2 separate regions of the Homo sapiens genome follow, and region 1 is linked to region 2. A link is an interaction called in ENCODE POLR2A ChIA-PET data of the cell type or tissue named here. Cell type or tissue: OCI-LY7. All regions are shown on one strand. Each heading gives the region's core, and the rest is flanking DNA. Links, peaks and the distances in the headings are about the cores only. Region 1 overlaps ELOVL6 (ELOVL fatty acid elongase 6). Region 2 overlaps ELOVL6 (ELOVL fatty acid elongase 6).

The links. Peaks named below come from ENCODE experiments on the same cell type or tissue, not always from the same donor. Only the 100,000 strongest peaks of a DNase experiment are listed, where the experiment ranks them.
Region 1: POLR2A ChIA-PET joins it to region 2 with 5 read pairs; 6 of 35 experiments call an interaction of 5 or more read pairs at or near these places.

What each region holds. Positions count from the first base shown.
Region 1 is chr4:110,126,467-110,136,117 of GRCh38, reverse strand. The region is part of intron 1 of ELOVL6 (ELOVL fatty acid elongase 6); the gene reads left to right. Among named protein-coding and RNA genes, the nearest start is that of ELOVL6, 67 kb to the left of the region's middle. In OCI-LY7, for the core only: no CTCF peak of the experiment used is centred there; no DNase peak of the experiment used is centred there.
Region 2 is chr4:110,180,360-110,190,010 of GRCh38, reverse strand. All of the region lies in intron 1 of ELOVL6 (ELOVL fatty acid elongase 6), which reads left to right. Among named protein-coding and RNA genes, the nearest start is that of ELOVL6, 13 kb to the left of the region's middle. In OCI-LY7, for the core only: no CTCF peak of the experiment used is centred there; no DNase peak of the experiment used is centred there; H3K27ac peaks cover 457 bases.

The DNA.
Region 1 (9,651 bases), core at 1,073-9,072, 54 kb after region 2:
ATCTAGAATCCTAACAAGTGCAGCTCAGTTTATGAACATGCAGTCTTTGTGATCAATGCTTTAAGAAGCCCATCATAAGATACCTTCAATATTAGCCCAGACTTAATTATTAACATCCTAATCACATATCCAAGTTAAGAAACAAAAATTCATTTTTCTACTAGACTCACACACACTCAACATCCAATGAATCTGAGGAAGTTCTTGAGATGTTAAGGAAGGTAGAGATCAGTTCCTTCCAAGCCTTACATTAAATTGTGATCAGTCTTCTCTCTTCTAGAATTTTTTATTTTGACCCTTTGTTCATCTTGAAGGATCTTCTCTGAACACCAAGTTGTCTGTGGTGCCTGGCACTGGATCAGACCATTGCTGATAATAGGAGGATTACTTCATTATTCCCCTAGGCAGCCTTAATTGTGGTCAGTTACTACAAGAGGAGACAGAAGGGAAAGAGAGACAGTGCTTGCTTGCAGTTCGTCTGCTGATTGGCTTCTTACCCACTAAGGTCTTTACCTGTCCCTTGAACTTACCTATTTAAACAATTTTAGTGTCTGACTTTTTTCCCTAGGCTACTACCCTGCTACCCTGTAAGTGTTCCTATTGAGCTTCATTTCATGTGTTTCTGACCTTTTCTCGTATTTGCCAACTAAATTATAATTTTTGCCTTCTAAGTTGCTGACTTTGGCTTTGAAGTCATACAGAAGCCAGTTTGAACTGAGACCTCACTCCATTTCTTACAAGTTATGCAAACTTACGCAAGTTATTTAACACAGTATGTGCTGCATTTCTTTATCTGCAAATGGGGGATGGTACACATACCTAGTGAAGTTAGTGTGAAGAGGAAAGGAGAAATCAGCATCAAGTTCTTAGTGCAGTTTCTGAAAAGTCTCAAGAAACACTGGACTCTGGTACAGGCTTACTAAATCACATTCATTAGGTACCTTCAGATTATTTTAAATGACTTCCTTGTTAGCCTTAAGGTGATTCTCTTATCGTCAACCAGTTATACATCCACATAATAAAGGAAGAATATCCTAGGTTCTATTTTATACGTCTGTTAGTGATATACATAAAAGGAAAGTACTCACATTTTTAGCCTGGAATATAAGGCCCTTCATAGTTCCTCTTCCACCTTATGTCCTACATCATCACTTTTTTTTCTGGAGACAGGGCCTTGTTCTGGTACACAGGCTGGAGTGCAGTGGTATGATCACAACTTACTGCAGCTTTGAACTCCTGGGCTCAATCTTCCCACCCCAGCCTCCTGAGTAGCTGAGACTACAAGCCTGCATAACCAGCCCAGCTAATTTTAAAATTTTTTGTAGAGATGAGGTCTTGCAATGTTGTCCAGGCTGGTCTCGAATTCCTGGCCTCAAGTGATCCTCCTACCTCAACTCCCAAAGTGCTGGGATTACAGACATGAGCTACCACACCCAGTTCACATCATCCCTTTTAAACACTGTAAACACATCTGCCAAATGTCTTCATTCTCTGCACAAACATTCTCTAACCTTTATTTCATGTTGTTCCTTCATTCTGTAATGTTTTATTTCCCGATCTCCACTTTTCTCTATCCTGCCACAATACATGTCCCCCCAGAGGCCTTGTGTTCTTACAGCCTGAAATGATCCCACTATCAGCTGACTTAGCATAATTTTTAAAAATCATTTTCTCATGACTGATCACATTCTTCCATGTGTCATAGTGACTCCTGAGGGTAAGAAGTGTTTTAATACTTCTATCCCTCCCAAACCATGCTTAAATTGGTGCCTGGCAACTTGTAGGGCTCAGTGATGGAGTATCGAAGGAAGGACCATATCCTGGGGATCAGAAACAGACATCAATTATGCAGTCAAATATGTTCTCTCGTCACTTCAAGCATTTATGTTCATATATTTCTACTCCACTAATAGAGGTCTTCCCTGAGCACCACACCTAATGAAGCCTTGTCATTCCTGGGCCATTTGCTTTGTTTTATTTTTGTACACAACACTATAACATTGTAATGTATCCTCAGAGTTATTTGTTAATTTCTGTCTCCTGCTAGAATGTAGGCTTCATGAGCACAAGTTCACCTTTTTAATGCCGGTAAGCCTTATAAGTATTTGTTGAACGAATGAATGGATACATGAAATAATCACAGGATCTACTGCGTTAAAGCGTTATGGATATTATTATTCTACTTTTCTAAACGTATGTAAACAGGCTTCTGGTAATTGTCATTTTGGATGTTTAGATGTTACATTTTTAGAGAAGCTTTAAGTAATAGACATTTAATCAGTGCCTGCCTAAGTAACTATGAGGTGAGTTGTTTCTATAAATGTTAGTCAGGTCTTAGAAATACTCTAGTTTAATTTGGTGAATTTAACTTTTTCTTTCATATCTTAATTTTCTTCTTTGGACACCCAGAGAGATTATATTGGGAAATAATGACTTCCTTTTAGCCTAGGACTTTGCTCTCCAAACAGACTTGGGACTTAAATGAAGGGTTAAGCAAGATGAGAAGGTGCATGCCTTTTCTTCCCTTTTTCCCTGTCCTCTCAGGCTCCCTTGACACCTGTGACAACCCCGCCTCCGCAAGCCTCATCTTCCCAAAGCCTGTCACCTTACCTCTTCCCATTTGCCCAAGTGCAGTGTCAGTGTTAAGTAAGCCATAGTTCACAGCTTTTATTAATACACAGTGTAACATTTGTAAGGAAATGCAACATGCTTTCGCTATGCTTTCACAGTAGGATGAGGCTGTCCTTGAGGTTTGAGGTTTATTTGCCTAACACCTGGCATGCAGGAACTTCAGTAAATATTTGTTGGAGAAATGAATGATCCATTCACAGACTCATTAGGCCCTGATTGTGTCTGTGGGTTACAATAGAACACTCTTCTTATCAGTCCTTATCTGACTTGATTTGCTCTGTGACACTTAACTTCCTCTCTTTTCTCTACCCCTGACCCATGACACTCCTTAATTTTCTTCTTTCCTCTTGAATGTGTCTTCTTAATCTTCTTTGCTTCTCTTCCACCTTCTCTGTAAGTGATGATGCTCCCCGCCCTTCCCATTAGGTTCTGTATTGACCTTCGATATTCCCCTTGGATGATCTCATTCGTGTCCATGACTTCAACCACCACCACCCAGACATGGATGACTTCCAAATAGATATCTTTAGCCCTGATATTTCTATGTCCCACACCCTGTAGATTTCTTTCCATCTCTGGGAGTAAGTCCTATATTGCTATTAACTATCTCTACTAGTAAACACTAAAATGCCACTTCTTTTTTTTTTTAAAGACAGTCTTGCTGTACTGCCTAGGCTGGAGTGCAGTGGTTTGATCTCAGCTCACTGCAACCTCCACATCCTGGGTTCAAGTGATCTTCCTGCCTCAGCCTCCCAAGTAGCTGGGATTACAGCCACACACGACCACACTCAGCTAATTTTTTTTTGTATTTTTTGAATTTTTGTATTTTTGGGGGTTTCACCATGTTGGCCAGGCTGGTCTTGAACTCCTGACCTCAAGTGATCTGTCTACCTCGGCCTCCCAAAGTGCTGGGTTTACAGGCATGAGCCAACGCACCTAGCCTCTAAAAGGCCACTTCTTCTTGACTCCCCATCAAACTAACACTGACCACCCACAAATCATCCCTTACCCTCTCTTTTGCCTCTCTCCCCATATTAAATCAGCTGCCAAGACCTCTCTGTTCTATCTCTTCTGTTGAATTTATTTCAATAAATATATGGAATAATTACTGTATTTTGGGTTACCATCTTTCAGAGCCATCCATCTCTCTGCTTCTACCACCTTAAGCATCTTCTCTTGAGGAAAACTGCAGTTACCTGGCCACTGTCTCTATCAGGTTACTCATACCCCTCCCATCTGCCCTTCACATTGCCACTGCCAAGCGGGCTTTCTACAAATTTAATCTCAGCACGCTCCTCCTCCCTTACTTAAAACCCTTCATGGCTTCCTGTATTTTCAGGATAAAGTTCAAACTAGCCCCATTCGAGCATAAAAGTCATTCAAGATACAAGCTTATCTTAATTCTCCACCCTCATTTCTGACTCCTGTAGCCCAGGAGTCCAGGTCCTTCAACCTGCACCCCACCCCACTGAGTGGTTGTGTCCAGCTTTCCTCCTGCAGAAGCACCTCTTCCCCCATTCTTTTCTGGCCATTCTGGCATGCCTTAAAAACTGGCCATTTCAGCAAGAGAATTTCTGTCCTTCTCTTTATTTTTTTCCCCTATCCTCTTCATACCATTCTGAATATTTAGAGTGCATTATAGATTTTTGTTTACTTGTCTATCTCACTAGATGATGAGCAATTTGAGGTTTGTGTCACCAGCATCTAGAACTGTCTAGACCAGTGTTTCTTAAAGTGAGGTCCCCAGGTCCTCCTGGCAATGACAGAATCATTTGGTTGTTGTTAATATTCATACTTGGGCCCTCCTCACCCCCACAGGACCTAGAGGATTGGAGTTTTTGTTTTTTTTCTTTAGTTTTTAAAATTTTTTTCTTGTTTTAGTTTCTCCACTTTGCAAGAGAAATTTTTGATTTTTTAAACTAGGTGATGTTTATGAATATTATAGATATTGAGTAAATGTTTTTGAATAAACAAGTAAACCAGCTGGAGCCCTCGTTCATGTTTTTGAGTTCACATACGCTGTATTAACTTGGATTTGTTACTGATAATTCTAAAAATACCCCTGTCTATAAAAGAGGCAGTTTAGTTTTCTAGAGAAGACTGCCTATTTGTCATAATATGAACTTGAGGATTTGGAGATTCTATGGCCAATTTTGATCAATATAAACAGATAATTTGAATAGTTCAGATTAAAAAAATAATCCACACAACTCTGGATTTCAGCATCCCAAACTCTTCTAGCCCTTCTGGTGACTCATGAAAGGTGTCCCACCTCTCTGTAACTCAGTTTCTGTCAGTGTAAATTAGAATCATACTGTGAAGCAACAGGGATTAGAACATCAACGCAACAGATATTTCCTAGGTACTTCATTATTTTCAGTTCAATGTCCAAGGTGCAGACCTTACATGTAGTACAGTCAATGATAATTTAGAAAGCTTCCTTACCTGTAAAAAATTCTCTTATATTCAAATAAACTAGTGCAGCCAGAGCTTTTATATAGGAGTGGGAGTTAGAGTGAAGTATCTAATGATCTTTATATGTGTTAAACTTACATGTTTCCTTGAAAGAAATGTGTACTTACCTATGTTTGTATGCATTTAAATGCCTAAATACAGACCCATGCACAGATATAAATTTTCTGTCTTTGATATCCTAAAATGACTGATGGTCATGTGCATAAAAGCTAGTCTGAGAACCCTGGAGCCTGCCAGACAGGTTGAGCTTCTGAGTAAGCACTGTAGCTATTGCAGTGCTCAGCCCACACGATATGTTTTGCTTAAAGGGAACTATCCAATCCTTGGCCGGATGGATGATGGTGGACACTTTGGTTTAATACTGCTTATTACTGTGTCACTTTAATTTGCCTAAAATTGTTCACAGAACGTTGTCCTTATATGTTTCTGGGAGTTACTTTTCCTTGGGCTACTGTGTTGGTTTTGCTTTAGCATCCTTGGTTCAGTCATTTTTAGTACTTGGTCATTCAAGCTTAATTAAATGAGAATAATTACGGCCAGAATGCCCAGGAAGTATAGGACAGCTTTTTGTTTTTGTTTCCCCGCTGTCTTATGGTACTGACAGAGCTCCCACAGATCAGGCAGCTCAACAGAGGAGGGAGGCTATACAAATGTCACTTTAAATATATTTACATTTTAGAGGAATTGGCTTGCTAGTTCTAGTCCATGTTAATAAATCACCACAGAATCCCACATACTGTTAGTAGCAACAGAACTTAGTGCCTTACATTCAGAGAAGTTTTAATTGAAATTTAGAGTATTAAGATTGTGTTGGGTGGCCAGGCGCGGTGGCTCATGCCTATAATCTCAGCACTTTGGGAGGCCGAGGTGGGCGGGTCACGAGGTCAAGAAATCAAGACCATCCTGGCCAACATGGTGAAACCCCATCTCTACTAAAAATACAAAAATTAGCTGGGCATGGTGGCGCATGACTGTAGACCCAGCTACTCAGGAGGCTGAGGCAGGAGAACTGCTTGAACCCGGGAGGCAGAGGCTGCAGTGAGTCAAGATCCATTACTGCACTCCAGCCTGGTGACAGAGCAACACTCTGTCTCACCAAAAAAAAAAAAAAAAAAAAAAATTGGATTGGATTGGAAATAATGGAAAAAATCAACAAATAGAATCTTAATCATGTATGGGAATTGCCTTGTTTCACTCAACAGACGTCTAGAGCACACAATCTAGAGCTGACAAGGCAGCTGGATGATGCTATCAGGAAACTAAGCTGATTTCATCTTTTACTTCATTGTCTTTCTCATGTGGGCTGCCCCACGGCTATAAGATGGTTGCTGCCACGCTTCAGGTTTGTGACTAGGAAGAAAAGAGAAGAGCAAAGGAATAAAACTCCAAAGGGACATGCAGACAAGTCTGTATGTTTTAAAAACCTTTCCCAGAAGCCCCACCTGGCAACTCCTGTTTTCATAATCATTGCCATAGCTTCACTGCAGACTAATCTCTGAAAAAGAGCAAGGCAAATGAGTATCATGGATGGGCATTCAGTCATATTGCCATACTTAGCCTCACAATTGATCCAGTCCAGTGAAGCTAGGGTTCCAATCAAAGAACGTCTTGTGGGGTGTATCACTTACTATAACATCTATCCTGGTGTTAAGGCATCTCTTGAGAGACTCAAGGACTTTTTAGGAGGTGACAGATGACACTAGGGAACACCCTGTTTCTCAGCTGGTAAGAAGAGAAAGCAATCCAGTGTAGATGTGTCTCACTTGAGAAATATATAAAACAATAACAGAAATATATAAAACAATAACAATTATTTGATTCTTAAAAATAATTATTAATTTTTCTTAAATAGGAAAGCTCCCCAAATGTTTTCAAAATACAATTTAGTTTTTTGAAAAAAAGATTTATACATAATTTTTCTGGACTAAATCTGCTACATAAAGCAAGATAAGCCTGTCCTTTTGAAAAGTTTGCCTTTGAGTACTGAATGTGTAGGTTGGTGCAAAAGTAATGGCAAAACCACAATAACTTTTGCACCCACCTAAAATCTTAGTAGCTCAGTTACCTACTTATCTATCCTCATCAGTCCAGCCTTTCTTGTATCTTCCAAAACATGTTCCAAGTGAGCTGAGAAGTTTCCTTTACAAGTTCTGTCTTGTTGGTTGGAAATATGGATGACTGTTTTCTCAGTCTTGAAACTGACATTGTTGCATGTTGGTAGCTGACACATGGTGGGAGGAGCATAATTTTATATCTAAGAACATGATAAGCACCGAAACAAATGAGGAAATGTTAGATCTTGCTGTTGCCCCTACGCTCACAGATAAGTGTCTGAGTGAAACTGTTTGCAGAAGGCACTCGATGGACTTCATACACCCATATGTGTAAAACATTTAACGAGTTGCTCTGAAATGATGCTCCAGTTGGGAGGGTACAGATGCAGGAACTTCCTGTAACCGCACTGCCCATGACGCCTGCCTTATCCTCACCTACAAGGCCTGCTGTTGTCTAAAACCTGTGCCATTCCCACCAGACTTACTCAAGCTCCAGCTTTCATTTCATCAGTGAGTGATCTTTATATATCACAAATCCAAGCACGTGACTTCATTCATTTAAAACCTTCATTGGCTACCCATTACTCTTAAGATGAAAAAGAAACGTCTTAGCATGGCCTATAAGAGTCCTCATGATCTTGCTTCCACTTAACTTCTTGCACCTTCATCTCAACACTCTCCCACTTACTCTGTAATTGAAGGTCAAGTGCTCTAAATTTCTTAGAGTTGTTTGAATGTGCTTTCTCTCTCATGCCTCTGGCTCTTTGCCCATACTGTTCCCTCTCACTTTCTTTGCCAGGCTTATACTCGTCCTGTCTGAATATGTCTCCAGAAAGCCTTCTCTGACCCAACAAGATGGGGTTATCGTGCCTCCTGTGTGTTTCCTAATTTCACTTTTTACTTTTTTTTTTTTTTTGAGACAGGATCTCTCTGTGTAGCCCAGGCCAGTCTTGAACTCCTGGGCTCCAGTGATCCTCCTGCCTTGGCCTCCCAAAGTGCTGGGATTACAGGTGTAAGCCACTGTGCCCAGCCTGTTTCCTTATTTTTAGTCCCCTGCTTTTCTGATTACTTGTCTGTTTTCCCCCAAAACATGTCTGGGTGCAAGGAGTGTGTCTGTTTTGTTAACTATTCTCAATGCTTAGGACATAGTTAGCCCTTAATAAATATTTACTGAATAGCTGTATGCAAGAATGAATGAATCAAAAGTCTCCTTATTCTCAGCCCAGATAAATTCTTCTTGGTCATGATAGATAATTCAGCAAAATTTTGTACCATAAACCAAAAGGCTTTGAAAAGTTTTATTAAATAAATATATTTGATCTCTGTCATTAAACTACCATCCTCAAAGCCTGGAAAACTATCTTTCACCTGGAAAACTAACTCATAACTTATGAAGAAAAATAAATGTTATCCATTAGTTTCAGTTTTACATTTAAAAAAGGATAAGGAATTTTAGATTAATGTTTTTCTTAGGCTCTCCCATAGAGGAGAAGCTTTAGGAGCTTAGTGAGACATAGGCTTACCTTCTTTTCTTTTTTTTTTTTTTTTTTTGAGACGGAATCTCGCTCTGTCACCCAGGCTGGAATGCAATGGCACGATCTCGGCTCACTGCAACCTCTGCCTCCCGGGTTCAAGTGATTCTCCTGCCTCAGTTTCCTGCCTAGCTGGGTTTACAGGTGTGCACCACCACACCCAACTAATTTTTGTATTTTTAGTAGAGACAGGGTTTCACCATGTTGGTCAGGCTGGTCTCGAACTCCTGACCTTGTGATCCAACCATCTCGGCCTCCCAAAGTGCTGGGATTACAGGCGTGAGCCACTGCACCTGGCCAGGCTTTTCTTAGAGCCATGGTATTGTGGCAACAACGGTACATATATCCTGTGTCTCTTAGTGTAGAGTAGGAGAGATGGTCTACTACTTTTCCTTTTCCTCTCTTTTCAAAGTCTTTGCTTTTTTTAATGCATTGATTTTTTTTTTGTAATTACAGTATTAGCCAGAAGTATTTTATTTTTTGTAGGATACAATTAATTTTGATATGCATGTTATCAAAGTGATGTTATCTTTGAGATAGGAAATCAAAGAGTCCTGAGGGATTCTGGAAGAGAGTGGCTGAAGATAGGTAGCTAAATCATCATGATAAAAGCATGAAATAGTGGATCAAGCTCAAATTTAAAAATCTTCTAAGACTTTTACTTCAGTGCACACTTTATGGTTACTCTTCTGGATTCAGAAAGTCTGGGAGGAGGAAATCTGTCTTTGCAAGCATCTCATAGGTTCTGTTGGAGGTGGTCAGTGAACCATTTTGAGAAACACATAAGATTAGCTGGTAAAAATGCTTAGTTCAAAAATGTGAGTGTGTGTACATAGGGTTGTTAGATGACTAGCACCTTCAAATCCTCTTAAATTTGTTACATAACACCAGAGAGTGTATTAGAAGTTTGGAGGAAACTGGCATCAAATTTTTCACTACCATCCATATGTATACTTCCT
Region 2 (9,651 bases), core at 726-8,725:
TCAAAACACACATGAGGTTTATAATCCAATTTTTTTTTTTTTTTGAGATGGAGTCTGGCTCTGTCGCCCAGGCTGGAGTGCAGTGGCATGATCTCGGCTCAGTGCAAGCTCTGCCTCCCGGGTTCACACCATTCTCCTGCCTCAGCCTCCCGAGTAGCTGGGACTACAGGCGCCCACAATCACACCTGGCTAATTTTTCTATTTTTAGTAGAGACGGGGTTTCACTGTGTTAGCCAGGATGGTCTCGATCTCCTGACCTTGTGATCTGCCCACCTCGGCCTCCCAAAGTGCTGGGATTACAGGTGTGAGCCACTGCGCCAAGCCCTATAATCCTATTTAAAGTGAAACAAGTAAACAAGTATAACTTCATTTTCTTCTTTTCTCTCTCTCTCTCTCTTTTTTTTTTTTTTTTTTTTTTGAGACAGAGTCTTGCTGTGTCTCCCAGTCTGAGTGCAGTGGCATGATCTTGGCTGTTAGTTCACTGCAACTCCCACCTTCTGGGTTCAAGCAGTTCCCCTGCCTCAGCCTTCTGAGTAGCTGGGATTACAGGCACCTGCCACCACACCTGCCTAATTTTTGTATTTTTAGCAGAGACGGGGTTTCACCATGTTGGCCAGGCTGGTCTCGAACTCCTGGCCTCAAGTGATCCGCCCACCTCGGCCTCCCAAAGTTTTGGGACTACAGGCGTGAGCCACTGCGTCTAGCCTCTCTCTCTCTTTTTTAAATAGAGACAGGGTCTTGCTTGTCACCCAGGCTGGAGTGCAGTGTCACAATCATACTTCACTGTAATCTCAAACTCCGCTTCTTGGTCCAAGCGATCTTCTTGCCTCAGCCTCCCAAGTAGCTGGGATTACAGGCACGCACCACCTTGCCCAACTAATTTTTTTATTGTATTGGAGAGATGGGGGTCTTGCTATGTTGCCCAGGCTGGTTTTGAACTGTTGGCCTCAAGTGATCCTCCCATCTCAGCTTCCCAAAGTGCTAGGATTACAGGTGTAAACCACCACACCTAGACAGCAGGGTAGATTTTCTTCATTCAGGAGCAATGATACTAACAGTTAATACATGGTTACCTGATTGCAGGCATCCTTTTATAATGTTTTACTTTTTTTTTTTTTTTTGAGACCGAGTTTCACTCTTGTTGCCCAGTGGAGTGCAATGGCATGATCTCGACTCACCGCAACCTCTGCCTCCCAGGTTCAAGCAACTCTCCGCCTCAGCCTCTTGAGTAGCTGGGATTACAGGCATACGCCACCATGCCTGGCTAATTTTTTTTGTATATTTAGTAGAGATGGGGTTTCTTCCATGTTGGTCAGGCTGGTCTCGAACTCCTAACCTCAGGTGATCCTCCCACCTCGGCCTCCCAAAGTGCTGGGATAACAGTCATGAGCCACCGCGCCTGGCCAATGTTTTACGTACTTTAACTGTTAAACCCTTGCAGCCACCCTTTATGATCTTTTGCACGATGGACAACTCAGGAAGGGGAGTTGGGATTTGCATGTAGGAATCAGAAAAGGAAAACTGGGTTCCAGGCTTGAATAAGGCTTGGATGGCTGGTGTGATGATGAGGGGTGTGTCACAAGGCCCCAATCATCCTCTTATTTGAATATTAATATAATATTCAATCAGAAAAACAATGCACTTGAAAACTTGGCTGCACTGGAAACGTGTCAGGTATCTGTGGTTTTAGTCAATGATCTCACAAATGTCTCTTTTGTTAATAATTTTCACTGGGTGGATCCTGAATACTTAAGGCCAGAATAAAGCTTTGGCCTATGAAATATTTACTGTCTGCTCTGTGATATTAATTTCTTGCACTCAGCTTGGTTCTAGACCCTGGGAATTTGTGTTTCCATCTGATCTGCAGCCAGACTTTCTTCCCAGCAGGTTTTAGTGTAGCTACTTGTAAATAGCCACCCACTGTTGACAGTAAAATAAAAATATGTGGGTTGGGGATATCCCTATTCTTGAAGGTCAGCTCCTACAATGTGAAGAATCACAGAATACCTTTTGTTTCATTTTAGTAGCTTTAAATTCTTTTCCTGATTCTAAGGTAAGAAATAGTTACAGGAAAAGAAATGAAATGAAAACATTAAGAAGTATAAAGATGTCGGAAAGGAAACACCTTTAATTCTTTTCCAGAGGCTGCCACTGTTATTTTGCTCCATTTCCTTCAGCCTTGTTTCCAGGTTTTTTAGTATGCCTTAGACCATTCAGTACCTAAACTGTGACAGCCTGGGTTCCCTACTATGTGCCAGGGACTGCACTGAACAGATTTACGTACTATCACATTACAATTTTTTTTTTTTTTTTTTAGATGGAGTTTCATTCCTGTTACCCAGGCTGGAGTGCAGTGGTGTGATCTTGGCTCACTGCAACCTCTGCCTCCTGGGTTCAAGTGATCCTCCTGCCTCAGCCTCCCTATTAGTTGGGACTACACATGCGTGCCACCATGCCAGGCTAATTTTTTGTATTTTTAGTAGAGACGGGGTTTCACTGGTCTCAAACTCCTGATCTCAGGTGATCCGCCTGCCTCGGCCTCCCAAGCAATTTTTTTTTTTTTTTCATTTTGCTGAGGTCTAACTTGAGAAGCCTTCATTTGTCCAAGCAGTTAGGTTATATGCTTTTTCTCTGCTTACTGTTTGCTACATAGTAACTCTTGTGAAGAGGTGGAAACTTCATGTCCAGTCAAAAATGGCTCCAGAAAGGACTGAAACAATAGATACTATGTAAATTAAGGGACAATTAAGAGGTCAAAGGACCTCTTAATTGTGGTGCTTAATCAGAAGAAATTTGTTTTATGGAGTTTTCCATAGGAAAAGGAGTGATTTTCAGACTCTTTTACTCATATGCCTCTAATAGAAGTTTAAAAAACTATGCACTGCCTCACACATTTTTAAATTTTCATCATAAATTGAAATGTTAAAATTGTAATAGAATAAATATAAAATGAGTGAAGATAAGGATTGGCTAATTATAATAACTATTACATGACATCATAAGATAGGTTTACCTACTTTATTGAATAATACATAATGAATTTGAAATCACGGAACATTGACATCCACGGTTTTATTCAATTGATAGTTTTTTTTTTTGAAACATTCCATATATATGTATATATATATGTGTATATATGTATATATTTGTGTGTGTATATATATAAATATATATATATATATATATATTTTTTTTTTTTTTTTTTTTGAGACAGAGTCTCGTTCTGTTACCTAGGCTGGAGTGCAGTGGTGTAATCTCAACTCACTGCAACCTCCACCTCCTGGGTTCAAGTGATTCTCCCACCTTAGCTTCCTGACTAGCTGGACTTACAGGCACGTGCCACCATGCCCGACTCATTTTTGTATTTTTAGTAGAGACAGGGTTTTACCATGTTGGCCAGGGTGGTCTCGAACTCCTGACCTTAAGTGACCTCCGCCTCCTGAAGTGCTGGGATTAGAGCCATTGCACCTGAACCCATTCCACTTATATTTAAAATAATCACTGGCACTAACCCATACTGCTTGTTTTGAATCAGAAACATCCCAACATTCAGAATGTAGAGAGTCTGATCAGAAGAGGACAAAAGAAAGACTATCACACTGCTTCTCAGTGTTGTTTATTTTTACGTTGTGTGGGGGCCGGTAGGAGAGAGATGGGTAGGCTATCAGATGTCTCAAAATAAGTTTTCTTGACTGTAGAGAAGGTTATAGATGATAGCATTTTTGTGTGGGTTGGTGGTCAGCAGGAATAGTCACCTACTTGTTAAGTCACTTTATTTTTTTTCTGTTTGTTTTTGTTTTTGTTTTGTCTTGTTTTGTTTTGGGACGGAGTCTCGCTCTGTTGCCCAGGCTGTAGTACAGTGGTGCAATTTTGGCCCACTGCAACCTCCGCTTCCCGGGTTCAAGCGATTCTTCTGCCTCAGCCTCCTGAGTAGCTGAGACTACAGGTGCCTGCCACCATGCCTGGCTAATTTTTCTATTTTTAGTAGATACAGGGTTTCACCATGTTAGCCAGGGTGGTCTCGAACTCCTGACCTTGTGATCCGCCCACCTCGGCCTCCCAAAGTGCTGGGATTACAGGTGTGAGCCACCGTGCCCAGCCTTAAATAAATCATTTTCTTATTCTTCTCTTGGTTATCCAAGACCTCAGGACTTCTCAGGAAGCCCCTTTCAGTCCATTATACATGGAGTGGCTGATTGAAGGTATTTCTACATACTGACTTGAAAGTTCTATCCTTTCATTAAAGGTTCTTCTACATATTGACCTGAAAGACAGGTTCCTCCATCAGTCCTCCTGTCATCCTAATTGTGACTCTAGCTGACTTTTATTTCCATTTCTGCATGGTTGTCTTAATACTACTTGTACATATTATGTTCTCTCTAGGCCTTCTTTTCTAAGCCATTTCTCAAATTTTATTTGCAGTCCACTGGTAATCCACCTAGCTACTTAAGAAAAATAAAATATTAGCCCTCTTTTGGTTTGAACAATTAAGTATTACCTACTAGAAACCTCTAAGAGATTTATTAAAACTTGCTAAAATTTGGCACTTAGTACATTCAACACAGTAAGTCTGTACTAGAGACTTGCTCTTGAGTGGGGGTAGGAGTGGGGTTCTAATTACATATTCTGCTAAAACGGCTGCAACTCATTGCTTTGGAACATTGCAAAGCTCCTACTGTACATACATGACATTCTACAAAATTTAAGGACACTGTTATCAGTGAATACAAGGTTGCCTTGAGTTGTATTTAGTTTTGAATTACTGCTCTTGCATTCATATTAACAAAAATACTTTTTTTGAACCTGTATTTTGTGATTGCTGATATTATGTGTGATTGCACTACTTTGGTTAGTACTTGGTTCTTTGCCAGCTCTTTGTAATCACTAAATCCTTTGTCCACTGACAAGAGAAAAGTGTAGGGTAAGAAAAAGCTTTAGAAGCTTGCTCCATGTCCATGATCCTTACCCAGGTATTGAATCAGACTTACATAGGGTTTATTTTTCCCCAGTACACACATGCACAGGCTTATCTCAGGGATTCAGATTTAGCAGATCTGTGGAGGGGTCCAGACAAGTGTTACTGTGAAAAACCTTCCCACTTGCCCTAGGGAGAAGCACTGCTCTGTATGAAACTGATTCCATCTCTCATTCTTTGGGTTTGTCTTCTCAAACCATCGATTTTACAGACTGAACTCTTCCTTAGCTAATCTGCTTTACCTGCTTTGTCATCTATGTGGGACCAGTACATAGCTCAGCATGAAAGTACTCATCTCCCTTTTCTCCTACCTGTAATTTACAACCAATTCCTGTGTGAGTTGGCTGTCAGTTCCCTTTTTCTCGGTTCATTGTGCTTGCCACTGACTTCCTTTAGCTCCCCAGGACTACTTTTAGTCTTCTAGATTCCTACCTCCCATTGTCTTTCTGAGTCACTGATCTGATCTTGTCATCACAATGGTTAAAAACCTTCAGTGGTTTCCCGTTGTTTTAAGGTCATTCAAAATCTGGCACCAAATTCCCTTCTTAATGTTACCTCTAGAAGCAGCCCTTGTCCAGTGCCTACTTAGTTGAAATTTGAATTCCAAAGCCTTCTTCTCTCCACCCATCTATATCTATTGCTCTTTATTTGTGGTTCACTGGCACTTGGTTTATAAATAGATAAATATTTTCTCTGAAATCAGTGCTTACCACAGAATTTGGCATATTCAGTGTTTGAATAGTTGAATGAATGCATGCATGGACATACGAGGCTGTTCATTAACTTTTAAATGTATCTGATTATATTATCTGGCACTGCTTTGTATTTCGTTAAGTGAATCATGGGAGATTGTCCAGTCCCTTAAAAATATTTTACTCTCTTCATCTGATCTCATTTTTAAGAAGAAAACATAGGCATTTAACATGACTAATTATCAGTGAATCCATGCTAACTGTTGGGGATTATTAGTCCTTTTCTAGATACTCAAACTATCTATTCCAATCAGAGAGAGATGATTTTTTTATTTTATATTTTATTGATTGATTGATTGATTGAGACAGGGTCTCACTCTGTTGCCTAGGCTGGAGTACAGTGGTACGATCTCAGCTCACTGCAACGTCTGCCTCCCAGTCTAAAGTGATCCTCCCACTTCAGCCTTCCAAATAGCTGGGACCACAGGCATACACCACCACGCATGGCTAATTTTTGTATTGTTTGTAGAGATGGGATTTCCCCACGTTGCCCAGGCTGGTCTCCTGAGCTCAAAGCAATCCAGATTGCTGGGATTACAGCTGTGAGCCACCGTGCCTGGCTGAGATGACTTTTAAAAAAAGACTTCTCTAAAGTAGAAGGAAGGGTGGAATTGTATGCACAAGAAGAAAAAAACCTGGAAGAAAAACATACTAAAGAGGTAAAAAAAAAATAGATCTGTAAAGGTGGTAAAACAATGGTTATTATTTATCTTTGTTGATGAAAAGAGCACAGCACTGTAAAATATTTGAAGAGATTTATTCTGAGCCAAATATGAGTGACCATGGCCTGAGGTATAGTCTCAAGAGGTCCTGAGAACATGTGCACAAGGTGGCTGGTTTATAGCTTGGTTTTACACATTTTAGGGAGACATAAGACGTCAGTCAATACATGTGAGGTATATATTGGTTCTGCCCGGAAAGCAGGACAACTTGAATTAGGGAGGGGATGTTGCTTACAGCTGGGTTCAAATATTTTCTGATTGGCAGTTTGTTAAAAGAGTTAAATTATTATCTAAAAGCCAGGAATCAGTAGAAAAGAGTGTCTGGGTTAAGATAAGGGGTTGTGGTTCTACATAAGGTTCTTAGGTAGATAAAGTCTCATACGTGACTGCCCGTAGTAGCAAAGAAACATATTTTGGGTGTTTTTTTGTTTGTTTGTTTTTTAAATAAAGTCATCTAGAAGCCTCGGGGTAAAATATTTTGATTTCCTTCTTTATCTGTCATGTGATGTTATGCCAGATTCAGGTTTGGAGAGATTTTATGATTTGTATGGTGTGACTCCCCAGACCCTTTAGCTAGGAATTTGGGCAAGAGAGAAATAAGGTCAGAGTTTACTCCTTATCCTTCTGCTGTTCCAGTTTTCATTTTTTTTTTTGAGACGGAGTTTTGTTCTTGTTGCCCAGGCTGGAGTGCAATGGCGCAATCTTGGCTCACCGCAACCTCCGCCTCCCGGGTTCAAGTGATTCTCCTGCCTCAGCCTCCCAGGTAGCTGGGATTACAAGCATGGGCCACCACGCCTGGCTAATTTTGTATTTTTAGTAGAGACGGAGTTTCTCCATGTTGGTCAGGCTGGTCTCGAACTACCGACCTCAGGTGATCCACCCACCTCGGCCTCCCACAGTGCTGGGATTACAAGCATGAGCCACCGCGCCCGGCCTCCCTGTTCCAGTTTTCTATAATCTGTTCATATTATATTCTGGGTATATGTGGGTGGTGTGATTATCCATGTGGTCTTATTTTCACATTCTTTGCATTAACTATAATGTACTTAATGTTTTAAGATAAGTTTCATTCTACAAAGATGTATGTACAATACCTGGTATCAGGTAACAATCTTAAAAAAACTAATTCATTTAAAAATAAACATTAAAATTAGCAATACAATTAAACATAAAGACAGTTTGTGAGGACATTGAACTGCCCATTCTTACTCCAAATGAATTTGCTTTCTTAGACTGAGGAGGAGGGGCCATATTGTTGATGTCACAATAAACTTGTTTCTCCTTCTTCAATAATAAATTACATAATTTGATTTTTTTAATAGGAAAGGATCATACTTCAAGGGAGGATGATAAAAAACATTAATTTAACTTTAGAATTACAACTTTTACATGTGGGCCCAGGAATGTATCTAATGGGACAAAGGTTCCCCAGGGACAAAAGTCATCTAATCTAATACAGACAAAAGGTTAAGCATAAACCTGTCCCTAGAGTGAGAAAAAAATGAATAGAATAATTGGCTCAGGGACCTTGTGGCACCTGGAAACAGATGCTGCACACGTACCTGGAGTACGTGGTTAACAAATATCTTCAGTAGTACTGCAGAATGCCTAGGAGATAGTGTCTGGTTAAGAGGAGCTAGAAAGATTTTGATACTCTCTGAAACGAAGTTTAGAAGGGGCCAGTCTGTCTAGTCCAGAGGCCAGGCTCTGTGGATCCAGAGAGCCTGGTATGTGTGATCTGCTTGGGAGCAATGTGACAGGGCTTTCCACAGGACTGCTTTGTGAAGCAGATCATACTGGTCTGGGCCATTTCTAGTCTTCTAGACTTCCTTTCTGAGAGAAGAAAGATGGAGAAGGTTACCTTTCAGTACACAGAAAGTAGATGTTTTGTTTTGTTTTACATTTTATTTTATTTTCTCTCCTCTCCTCCTTGTTTTACATCTTAGTTAACCCTGTAGTTGATCAAGTTAACTAGGATCTAGGAAGTTGGCTTAGATCTATGAAGACCTGGCTTTCCATCCCAGTCTTTTTCTCTCCATTGTCTATGTCCCTAGAGGTTAGAGGAGACTGGTTCAAAATCATATACAGTTTTAACTTTATTTATTTATTTATTTAGACAGGGTCTCACTCTAGTCACTCAGGCTAGAGTGCAGAGGTGCGATCTTGGTTTACTGCAGCCTCAACCTCCCGGGCTCTGGTGATTCTCCCACCTCAGCCTCCCGAGTATCTGGTATTACAGGTGCACACCACCACACTTAGCTAATTTTTTGTATTTTTAGTAGACATAGGGTTTCACTGTGTTGCCCAGGTTGGTCTTGAACTCCTGGAGTCGAGCAATCCACCCGCCTCAGCCTCTCAGAGTGTTGGGATTACAGGCGTGAGCCACTGCGCCCGGCCTTAATTTAATTTAATTTTTTTTTTTTTGAGACTGGGTCTTACTCTGTCTCCCACGCTGGAGGATAGTGGCACAATCATAGCTCACTGTAACCTCGAATGCCTAAGCTCAAGCAATCCTTCCGCCTCAGCCTCCCTAGTAGGTAGGATTACAGGGATGCATTACCACACCCAGCTAAATTCTTAAATTATTTGTAGAGACTGAGTCTTGCTATGGGGCCTGGGCTGGTCTTGAATTCCGGGTCTCAAGTAATCTTTCTGCCTTGGCTTCCCAAAGTGCTGGGGTTACAGATGTGAACCACCACACATGGCCTTGGAATATAGTTTTTAAAAATCTCTATAAACAGCTCTTGGCTATTTTTTGTTCCTATCCTTTATCTAAATTTAGACAAAATTTCATTCTTAAGCTATAGACCACTTAAATTATTATTTCTGGATATAAGAAAACAAAGTATAGGCCAGGTGTGGTGGCTCATGCCTGTAATCCCAGCACTTTGGGAGGCTGAGGCCGTGAGGCCAGGAGAATTGCTTGATTCCAGGAGTTTGAGACCAACCTGGGCAACATGGTGAGAACTCATCTTGCTTTATTAAAAAAATAAAAATAAAAAGAGAAAATAATAATTAGCCAGGTTTGATAGCTGCTTGTAGTCTCAACTATTTGGGAGGCTGAAGCAGGAGGATTGCTTGAGCCCGGAGTTTGAGGCAGCAGTTAACCATGATTGTACTACTCCACTCCAGTAGCCTGGGCAACAAAATGAGACCCTGTTCCTATAAATACATACATACATATATAAGTAAATAAATAAAG